Regions from separate parts of the Homo sapiens genome. Here all the other regions are linked to region 2. The links are chromatin contacts, found by Hi-C or POLR2A ChIA-PET in ENCODE. All regions are on one chromosome and are shown on one strand. The core of a region is the stretch at or near the end of the contact, and the rest is flanking DNA. Distances in the headings are between cores, read along the strand shown. Region 1 holds the start of KIAA1549. Region 2 overlaps KIAA1549. Region 3 overlaps KIAA1549.

Region 1 (2,700 bases), core at 77-2,576, 46 kb before region 2:
CAATAACGTGTAAAAACACCAGGAACATCAACAAAAGCTTTTTTTAACCTTTATTCTCATTTTCCTTGAAACTACCAGGTTTCAAGTACCCACCTGTAAGGACCAGGTGTGTACCTACAGAAGAGTGCCCCTGTCCTATTCTTAGGAAGAACTATTCGCCAAGGGCAAGGAGTCCAGAAGAGTTGGAGCTGCAAGGCTGGGCAGCCCCTTCAAGGGCTGGGCCTGGCAGGGGAACCCGACTGAATAGCCGCGAGGATCCCTCTGCCAGTGTAATGATTCACCTTTTCCGCTGTCTGCCATAGTTTTTCTGCACGAGATAGTGTCCCCCACACACACCGTTAATATCTGCTTGATGCAACAATGCCAGTGGGATGCAACGATTCAAAACTTCCAATTCCTCCTCCCTAGACCCTGAAGCCACGGGGCGTCTTCAGAGTGACGTGCCTGGCACACAGTAGGTACTTGACAGATGTCAACTCCCTTCTTCCCGTTCCTCATTCCCCCCGCGGACTCCAACCCTCAAACGCTCTCTGGGCATTCTCTCCACCTCTCAGGAGCGCCACTTTCCCTAAAACGGCCTGGCCTTGCGGGTCTCCCCAGCTCCACGCCCATTCGCTTCAGCAGCCGCCTGCTCAAGGCCTGCTAAGTGCAGGGTCCCGCGGGCCTCCCAGGCCCTGAGCGCAGGGTCGCTTCCCGAAGACCCGCAGAGGTGGCCGCACCTTCTTAAGGCAGGAAGGCGGGGGAGAGCTGCGTGCGCTCTGCTCGCCCCTGCCTTGCACGCTGAGCTCTAGCGCAGGAGCCCGACTTTGTCTGGCTTTGTCCCCTCCGCGGCCCCGAGGCTGTCCTGAGAGCGCGGCGCCCCACACACCTGCTGCCCGCAAGGAGTCGGCGGGAGAGGAGGAGCGAGGGAGGCGAGAGGACCCCTCCCCCGGCTTGCCGGCCTACCCTGATCCGGGCGCCCCGGGGAACGCGCGGCGGGACCCGGGGTTGGGTGCGGGTCGGGGCGGCACCGCCCGGCCCAGGCCCCCCGAGCCCCTCGCGCTCCCTCCGGAAGGCGGGTCCTGGGGGAGGGCTGGGCCGCGCCGCCTCGCCGCCCTTGCCGCCTCTGCCGCGCCGAGCCCCGCGCACGCTGCCCCGGCCGCCCCGCAGGCAGGCAGGCAGGCAGGCAGGCAGGCGTCCGGCCGGCCGGGAGGGGGTGCTCGCCGTCCCGCGCCCGGGCCCGCGCGTTGCCGGGCAGCGGCTCCGAGGCTCCGAAGGGGGCGGAGCGGCAAGGCGGGCGTGCGGCTGGCGCCCCTGTCCTCGGTTCCGGCCCGGCCCGCCCCCGCCTCTCCGGCCTCCCTCCGCGCCGGTGCGCGGCGCCCCGTCCCAGCCGCAGCCGCAGCGGCCGCCCCTCCCGGACCCGAGAGCCGCTGAGCCGCGAGGCCGGGCCGGGGCGCCGGCCGGGAATGCCGGGGGCGCGGCGCCGACGCCGAGGCGCGGCCATGGAGGGGAAGCCCCGCGCCGGGGTCGCGCTGGCCCCGGGGCCGAGCGGCCGACGGCCTTCCGCCCGCTGCGCCCGCCGCCGCCGCCCGGGGCTGCTGCTTCCTGGCCTCTGGCTGCTGCTGCTGGCCCGGCCGGCCTCGTGCGCCCCAGGTAAGCTCCGCCGAGACCCTCGGAACGCGGCCGCGACCCCGCCTGCCTTTATCGCTGCTGTTTTCAAAACCCCGGCTTTCCCCGCCCATCCTCTTTTATTCTCCAGCTCCCTCGCCGTCCTTTCTGGAAGATGCTTTGCCATTCTTCTGGGGCCCAACAAATAAAGGCACGGGGGAAATAAATAATTAAAACGAACAAGCGAGCGGCTTCTGGCCGGTCTTGCTAAGGGGTCTGCAAAGCTGTTCTCTTGTCCATGGAACCCGAAGCGGGTCTGGTGGCTTCATCTCAGAATGTGCCTGGTTTTTCCTGCAGAATGCAGGCACCGGCGTGCTTTTTTGTCAAGGCTGTATGATGTGGCATATCGAATGTTTTGAGATACTTTATTGTCGGGGCGAAGAGGTGGATTCGAGGTGTGCTTTAAAAGAGTATTGCATTACCGGGACAAGCCCAGCGTCCCCCAGATGCGGGCAGGCCGGCCGTGTCCCCCCGTACAGCAGGACACAAAGAACATTCAAAGAAAACCTCTTGGAAAGCGCCCTGGCCACGGATCTTTCCAGGGAAATAGCTATTGGTATTACTTCTGCAAGGCATTATTAGTACAATGGAGTGTGAAAATATTTTGATTCTTAAGTGTCTGGGCATGAAAGGAGTAAGGGCTGTTTTTATAACAGATGCAATTTAGTGACTGTTCATCAGTATGGAATGAAGAGGCATGATTTATGAAGAAGCATAAGGGTTTTGTTGTGGAAGAAATGATTTAATTCCTATTGCTTCTCCAAAATGTTTATTTGTCCACCCTGAGCCTGTACACAGGATGGTCTGGAAACCGTCTCTGAGCTGACACTGCAGGCCAGCGATTGCCCCTGCACAGGCACTTGACCACTTTGAGGCGGAAAAGGAAAGGTGGAAGGAGCAGCTAGGGGTGGAGAGCTGCTGCACACAGAACAAAAACCAGAAAGCCGTGAACGCTGCTCCGAATCCTCCTTTCTCGTGGGAGCAGGGCCAAAGGGCTACTCAGTGGCTGGGAGGAATTGGAACACATTTGAAGGTGTCCCTTGGACCTGTGAG
Region 2 (2,700 bases), core at 190-2,689:
AAGGCTTTTAAGAGCCACTGGAGGATTTTGAGAATGGGGTGACATAGTTTGATTGTTTCTTTCCTTTTAGATGAACTTCATATATACAGAATTGATTGATCAGCTCTGCACGTTAGAAAACTCCAGATGGATTGGAGGGGATAGAGGAGGCTGCAGAGCTTAGGGTGGGTTATGGCTCGTAGAGAGAGACCACAGCCCTGACTGATTACCATGGCTAGGAACACACACCTCTAATCAGGGCCGGGGCAGTTACAGGGTTTCTTAGCATACCTTCCCTTGGCCCACAGTACCAGCGTTTGGGGGGTGTGTTTGTGTGGGGGTGGGGGGGGTCACACATCTCTAGTTCTCTAGTGACACTGTTTGGACAAGGTGGGAACTTGTCATGCTGGAAGTGCTGCCACCCTTTGCATATGGGGCTTAAGACACCACCCAGGAAACAGAAGCCATTTGAAAGGATGTTTGTGGATGCTGTGGCCTCTCCTGGTTCCCAAACCAAACCCAGAGTGAGCGAAGAAGCAGGCAATGTCCATGGACTCAGAACATCTCTGCTTCCTGCACTTCAGTGTCCTGGAAAGCCTGTCTCTCACAGAAGTTGTGCGAGGCAGGGCTCTGAGCGGGTCATTGTAAGGCCTAAATTAATTGGTGGCGGTGGGAAGGAAGATGTGTGAGGGTCCACAGTGCTGGCAGGACCTGGCTTACAGGCACGAGCTATTAAGTGGCATATGGGGGAGGGTCAGGGTTTTTTTAGGAGCCTGTTGGATACTCAAGTGGAATTGCCTAGTGGACAGTTGTAACTGTGACTTAGAATCACCTTTGACTTTTTGTTCTGTCTTCCCCATCCATTCCACTGGCTGCTGAATTTGATCATCTTTTTTACCTTAGTGCAGTCTCTCTGACATGGAACTTCTTTTCTGTTCCCTTCACCGTCCTGATCACACTCCTTGCCACATCAACCATGCATATCTGTGTGTATGATGGAGCACTATTTTATGCTTCTTTCCGCTCTGCCAGATTGATTTTTCTGCAGGATAACTTTGGTCAAAAAGCTGCTCTGCTCAAAATATCCTATTCCTTCCTATTGTCTGCCAACATTCTCACACTCTTGGGCCAACTTTTCTAGTATTATTCTCTCCAACCACTGCAGACACATCCCACTTTGTCCAGACATGGTGCCTTTGTCCTTGCTGCTGCTTCCAGCCGGCGTGACCCCTCTCTCTCTTAAGCCTCCTGATCCCTTGATATAAAATAAAAGCTTAATTTAGAGCCGAATTAAGGCATTGAGCCTGCCACATAAGCTGTTTACTGTTTGTTGGAATTAATACCCCCCAGGGAGGCAGTGGTGTCTCCTGGCAGCTTGGACGTCGGTGTGGATGTTCATTGCTGCTGGCTCCTGCTGTTGGGAGGGAAGGTGCCTGCTCATGCTTAGTCATGGGATGTCGTGTGCCACTCCTGCTCTGAGTGTAATAGGAGACAGAAGATTATCTGGAAGCTGATGGTGTCCTTTTCCCTGTTGTTACAGGACTGTGTTTTAAATTAAATTATTTTAGAAACAGATGGCTGACAGAAATTTTTTTGCCTTTGTTGTTAGTGAATTGAGTAGTTTAGTTTGTTTTGGTTACTCAAAGTGCTGACAGTCTTGCTTTCTAGGTTGGTGAAAGAGGATTGCATTTTATTTAGGAAAGAATAAAGCAAAACAAAGCAAAACAGAATATCTTTTGGTAAATACTCTGGACCTTGCCTTCAATTAAACCAACATTTTAATATCCTTAGCTCCTCAAATGAGAAAGTCATGCACAGAAATAGAGTCCCCAAACCCCACCATGAAGCCTAAACTGATGTTTTAGCTAGAATAGTTGAATTTTTAAAAGCCTTGCAGTATTAGTATTTCAGTATTGTTTGGTTGCAGTCATTGTTTTCTGAAGTTCCACATGAGTTCTCTTTATGTTTGGGTGAGGTCACTAATTGTTATCTGTGTTCCATCTTTAGAGGAGGAAATGGAAGGGGTGACTAATTACGAGGGATTTCTCCGGGGGGCACTGAGCAAGTTGGAGATAGAACAGCGCCCAGTTCTGTTTTCTGTGGAATGTTCTGGAGACTTTGGCCCCATTATCCCTCTCTGGATGGGATTGTATTTTGCCAGTGCTGAAGAGCTGTGCTTTTTATGAGCTGGTGTTTTTCCAGCTAAACCTGAAGCTGCCCACTGCCGGTATCATGGCCATTCATCATTTGGGGGCTCCCCTTTCTCTTTCTGGGGAACCCCTTATGGTTTGAGGGTTAGAGAAAACCTCATAGCATATACATAGGGTCCTATTTTCCTTCCACTTGGGAAGTCAGATCTCAACACCCATTTTTCAGGTAGTGATTTTCAGGGACCACGTATCTTGTTAGAGGATGAAGGACCTGAGACCCAGGAATGTGAAATGGCTCCTCCAGGTGGGCGGGGATGCGGCCCGAGGCCTGCAAGCTCTCATCTCCGGCACTCTCTATTATTACACTATGGTGTCTCTTATTTGAGTCAGGAATCAAAGATGTGACATATGGCAATTCAAACATCACGAATTCTCCGCTCTCTTGGTGTACTCCGCCCCATCCCTCAACCACTCCCTATTTTCAGTGGATGTTCTGGACTTGTTTTTTTTTTTTTTTTTAGTAGCAAATACTGTATTCAGAGAGGCCCTCTAACCAGAATTCCCACCAATT
Region 3 (2,700 bases), core at 37-2,536, 45 kb after region 2:
TTTTCCTTCAGGGCTGCAAAGACCTGCCCATACATCCTGACAACAGGTTTACAGAAAAGGTCCTGCAGGGAGGATTCCCCAAAAGAATAACTGTCTTCTGACACTGTTAGGAGGGCAAAGCCTTGCCAGTGTTGCAGAAGCTCAGTCGTGTTTTGCTGGCACAGGAACCCACCCTATAGATTTTGTCGTGTGTTTAAAATGGGAAAATGATCTCTTCATTTAGTTTAAAAACAAATGTCTTTAGTTCATACGTGTTTCTTTTAAGGTCATGTGGCCATAGCAAAGGGCCTCTAGCCTCGTCCTCAGGGTAATGTGCAGAGATGTCACCCTCCCCTATGACTTCAAGAGCTCTGTCTCCTGCTCATGTGGCTGTTGTCTCTCTCTCCGTTCTGCTCTCCCCACCTCCTGATGCGCCTCACCATACTCTCGGAAATCCTTCAGCAAATCCCAGAGCTGCAAACATCTGGAAACAATAAATCTGCTGACCTAAAATCTGCACCCCCCTTCCCCTCGTAACGAGAAGGAAACCTCTTCAGATTGTCTGGGAGTAGATTAATTTTGAAATATGATAGGAGGGAGAGGCCATTCTGTCTTGTTTTGAGGCACAGCCTTTGCTTATTTTCAGTAATAAAGAAGAAAACCCCATGCTTTCTTTTATCTGTATTCTCTATCTGTAGACTCAAGTCATCATTTGTTACTGTTGCCTAAAAAACTCCAGCCCGGATCCTCTTCATCATGAATGGCATTGGCTGGATGCCACTGGCCTCATGGAAACTTATTCCTTCTGATGGGGGATAGTCCACACCTCGTTACTGGTGTCAGACCAGAGCTCCTGACTGCCCTTGGTTGCTTCTAAAGGGCAGCACTTTGGGCAACCGGCTGGAGCTGCCTCAGGCACTGGGTGTCACTCACCAAACATTGAGCATTTGCTGTGAGCCACACCAGATCCGGCTCAGTTACCAACACAAATAGCACGCGATCTCTGCATTCCAGGGCTTTAGCAAGGGAGAAGGACGAGCCATCCGAAAGCAGACATCCAGGAGTATAAGGATGTCTGGAGAACACAGAGGAGGGGGGCACCCCATTTGCAGTGGTGGGGTACTTCTACCTTCTTCAAGGAGGTGACACCAGGGCTGAAGCTTCACGGTGGAGATGAAGGCGGGCCCAGTGGGGGAGCGGAGGGCAGCTCAGGAAGCTAGAGCAAAGGTCATAAAAAAGGGCACAGCCGAAAGCCAGGTGGCAGAGAGCCAGGCCCTGGGGGGTTTTCAGGACATAGAAGGGATTGCAAATTATGCTGTAAGCAGTGGGCAAGCATTGAAAGGTTTTCAGCAGGGAGAGCAGCTTGAACACATTTGCTTTTGGAACGATCCCTTTGGGAGGCAGTATGGACAGTGAATTGAAAAGAGGCTCTGTGAGCATATCGTTCCATCTCAGCCAAGGTCAGCTCATTCCCTATGGTTGCTGTTTGATTCTCTGCAAAGGTCGCCTGTCACACCTAACGTGTAGGTGGTCTCAGTTCACCCACAGCTGGCTGACCGTGCCGGGTGTCACCTGTGGGTGGGAGAATCTGGGAGCCCTGCTCTCCCAAACTCCGGGACCACAGGGTTACGGGAGTGCCCGTGTGGGGCTGCACTGAAGACAAACAGATGGCAATAACTTTGCCTTGTCTCCACTTCCTAAATGGAAGCAGCATGGTGGTTGTGGTGACGTTTCACAAATGACATCAATCAGGTAATAAATGCTTTCAATGGCACTCGCTACATGATGGCAAATTTTTGTTCAGACACTTTTGGGATTTGCTCTGTGTTTCTATTGTCATCTCAACTCCTTCCCAGGGGCTCAGGCTAACCCGAATACTGTGGGCTTCACTGCGTTTTGTGCCACCTGGGCTGTACTGTATTTATGGCCCACGTGTTCACATTCATCAGGCGTCTCTCTCATTACTTGGCTGACCTGCCCACCAGTCAGTCTCCTGGGCTTGTTGGTGACGTATTCCGGTGGGGCACAGACACTGTGGCCTGTTCCCTCTGTGATATGTTAAAGAGAGAAAGAACAAAAGAGCCATCCTTCTTCAGAAATAACTCGGTCCTAATATGAATATTGAACACTCTCATTAATCTTGATTCTTCTTTTATAAAATACTGATTAAACCTATGCTGCATGTGGGAGGGAGCTGGAGACATTGTATACCAGCCAGACTGAACTCTAGGTTCTATTTTAAAAGAAGTGGAGAAACTAGAAAAAGTGATCTGGCAAGTAGAGATGAGACAAAAGAAGGTAATTATCTAAGGGAGGAGGGGCAGTGTTCCCTCTAGGTTTTCCTTCTGTGTGTAGATGGCTTTTGTTTTGTGCATAATACGCACAGACTGGTTGCCAAATTTCTATTGGTATAGAAGGTGATGACTCACTCAGTTTGTGAGAAGTGCAAGGATCTAATGGATGTATTTAAAGACTTTGGTCAGAATCAACAGTAAGCCAAGAGGACTTGTATATTTCATTTATGACACGTGCCGTTTTCTTGGTTACCCAGAAAAAAACCAGTCAGTTTGGTACTTCAGTTGAGCGTTTTGAAATTCATCTGGTCATCAGCTATTTCTTGAGGGACCCTGTGTCGCATCTTGTTGTTGACTTAACAAAATATTGTATCTAAATTCTTATTTATAACTCTGATGCCTTAGAATTCTTAGCTGTATATTAACT

Evidence for each region. Hi-C counts contacts between places; a loop is a spot of excess contacts on that map. ChIA-PET counts read pairs that join two places held with the same protein, here RNA polymerase II (POLR2A). Pooled maps may share reads with other maps.
Region 1: a map of PC-3 shows a loop between it and region 2 (6-fold over the local background). The contact joins the promoter of KIAA1549 here to the enhancer-like site in region 2. A Hi-C loop is called at or near these places in 5 of 168 maps with a recorded cell type or tissue (IMR-90, PC-3, PC-9 and 2 more), 7 of 37 single-sample maps with no recorded cell type and 8 of 50 pooled maps. POLR2A ChIA-PET finds 5 or more read pairs at or near these places in 6 of 52 experiments (CD8-positive, alpha-beta T cell, H1, PC-3 and 3 more).
Region 3: a loop to region 2 is called in a map of PC-3, with 7 times the contacts of the local background. The contact joins two enhancer-like sites. A Hi-C loop is called at or near these places in 6 of 168 maps with a recorded cell type or tissue (Calu3, PC-3, PC-9 and 3 more), 3 of 37 single-sample maps with no recorded cell type and 14 of 50 pooled maps. POLR2A ChIA-PET finds 5 or more read pairs at or near these places in 6 of 52 experiments (HepG2, MCF 10A, PC-3 and 3 more).

The regions. Positions count from the first base shown.
Region 1 is chr7:138,980,015-138,982,714 of GRCh38, reverse strand. It overlaps KIAA1549, which reads left to right and starts at 1,326. Exons shown (of 20, transcript NM_001164665.2): 1 at 1,326-1,632. The coding sequence starts at 1,446. RefSeq lists enhancers at 549-898, 1,521-2,407 and silencers at 879-1,008, 1,029-1,408, 1,449-1,578, 2,418-2,700.
Region 2 is chr7:138,934,355-138,937,054 of GRCh38, reverse strand. All of the region lies in intron 1 of KIAA1549, which reads left to right. Among named protein-coding and RNA genes, the nearest start is that of KIAA1549, 46 kb to the left of the region's middle. Within about 2 kb of position 1,439, at least 10 of the 41 ENCODE cell types and tissues checked have a DNase peak (open chromatin) inside an H3K27ac peak, as active enhancers do; they include PC-3, PC-9 and endothelial cell of umbilical vein, where a contact is called at or near this core.
Region 3 is chr7:138,889,442-138,892,141 of GRCh38, reverse strand. The region is part of intron 10 of KIAA1549; the gene reads left to right. Among named protein-coding and RNA genes, the nearest start is that of KIAA1549, 91 kb to the left of the region's middle. Within about 2 kb of position 1,286, at least 7 of the 41 ENCODE cell types and tissues checked have a DNase peak (open chromatin) inside an H3K27ac peak, as active enhancers do; they include PC-3 and PC-9, where a contact is called at or near this core.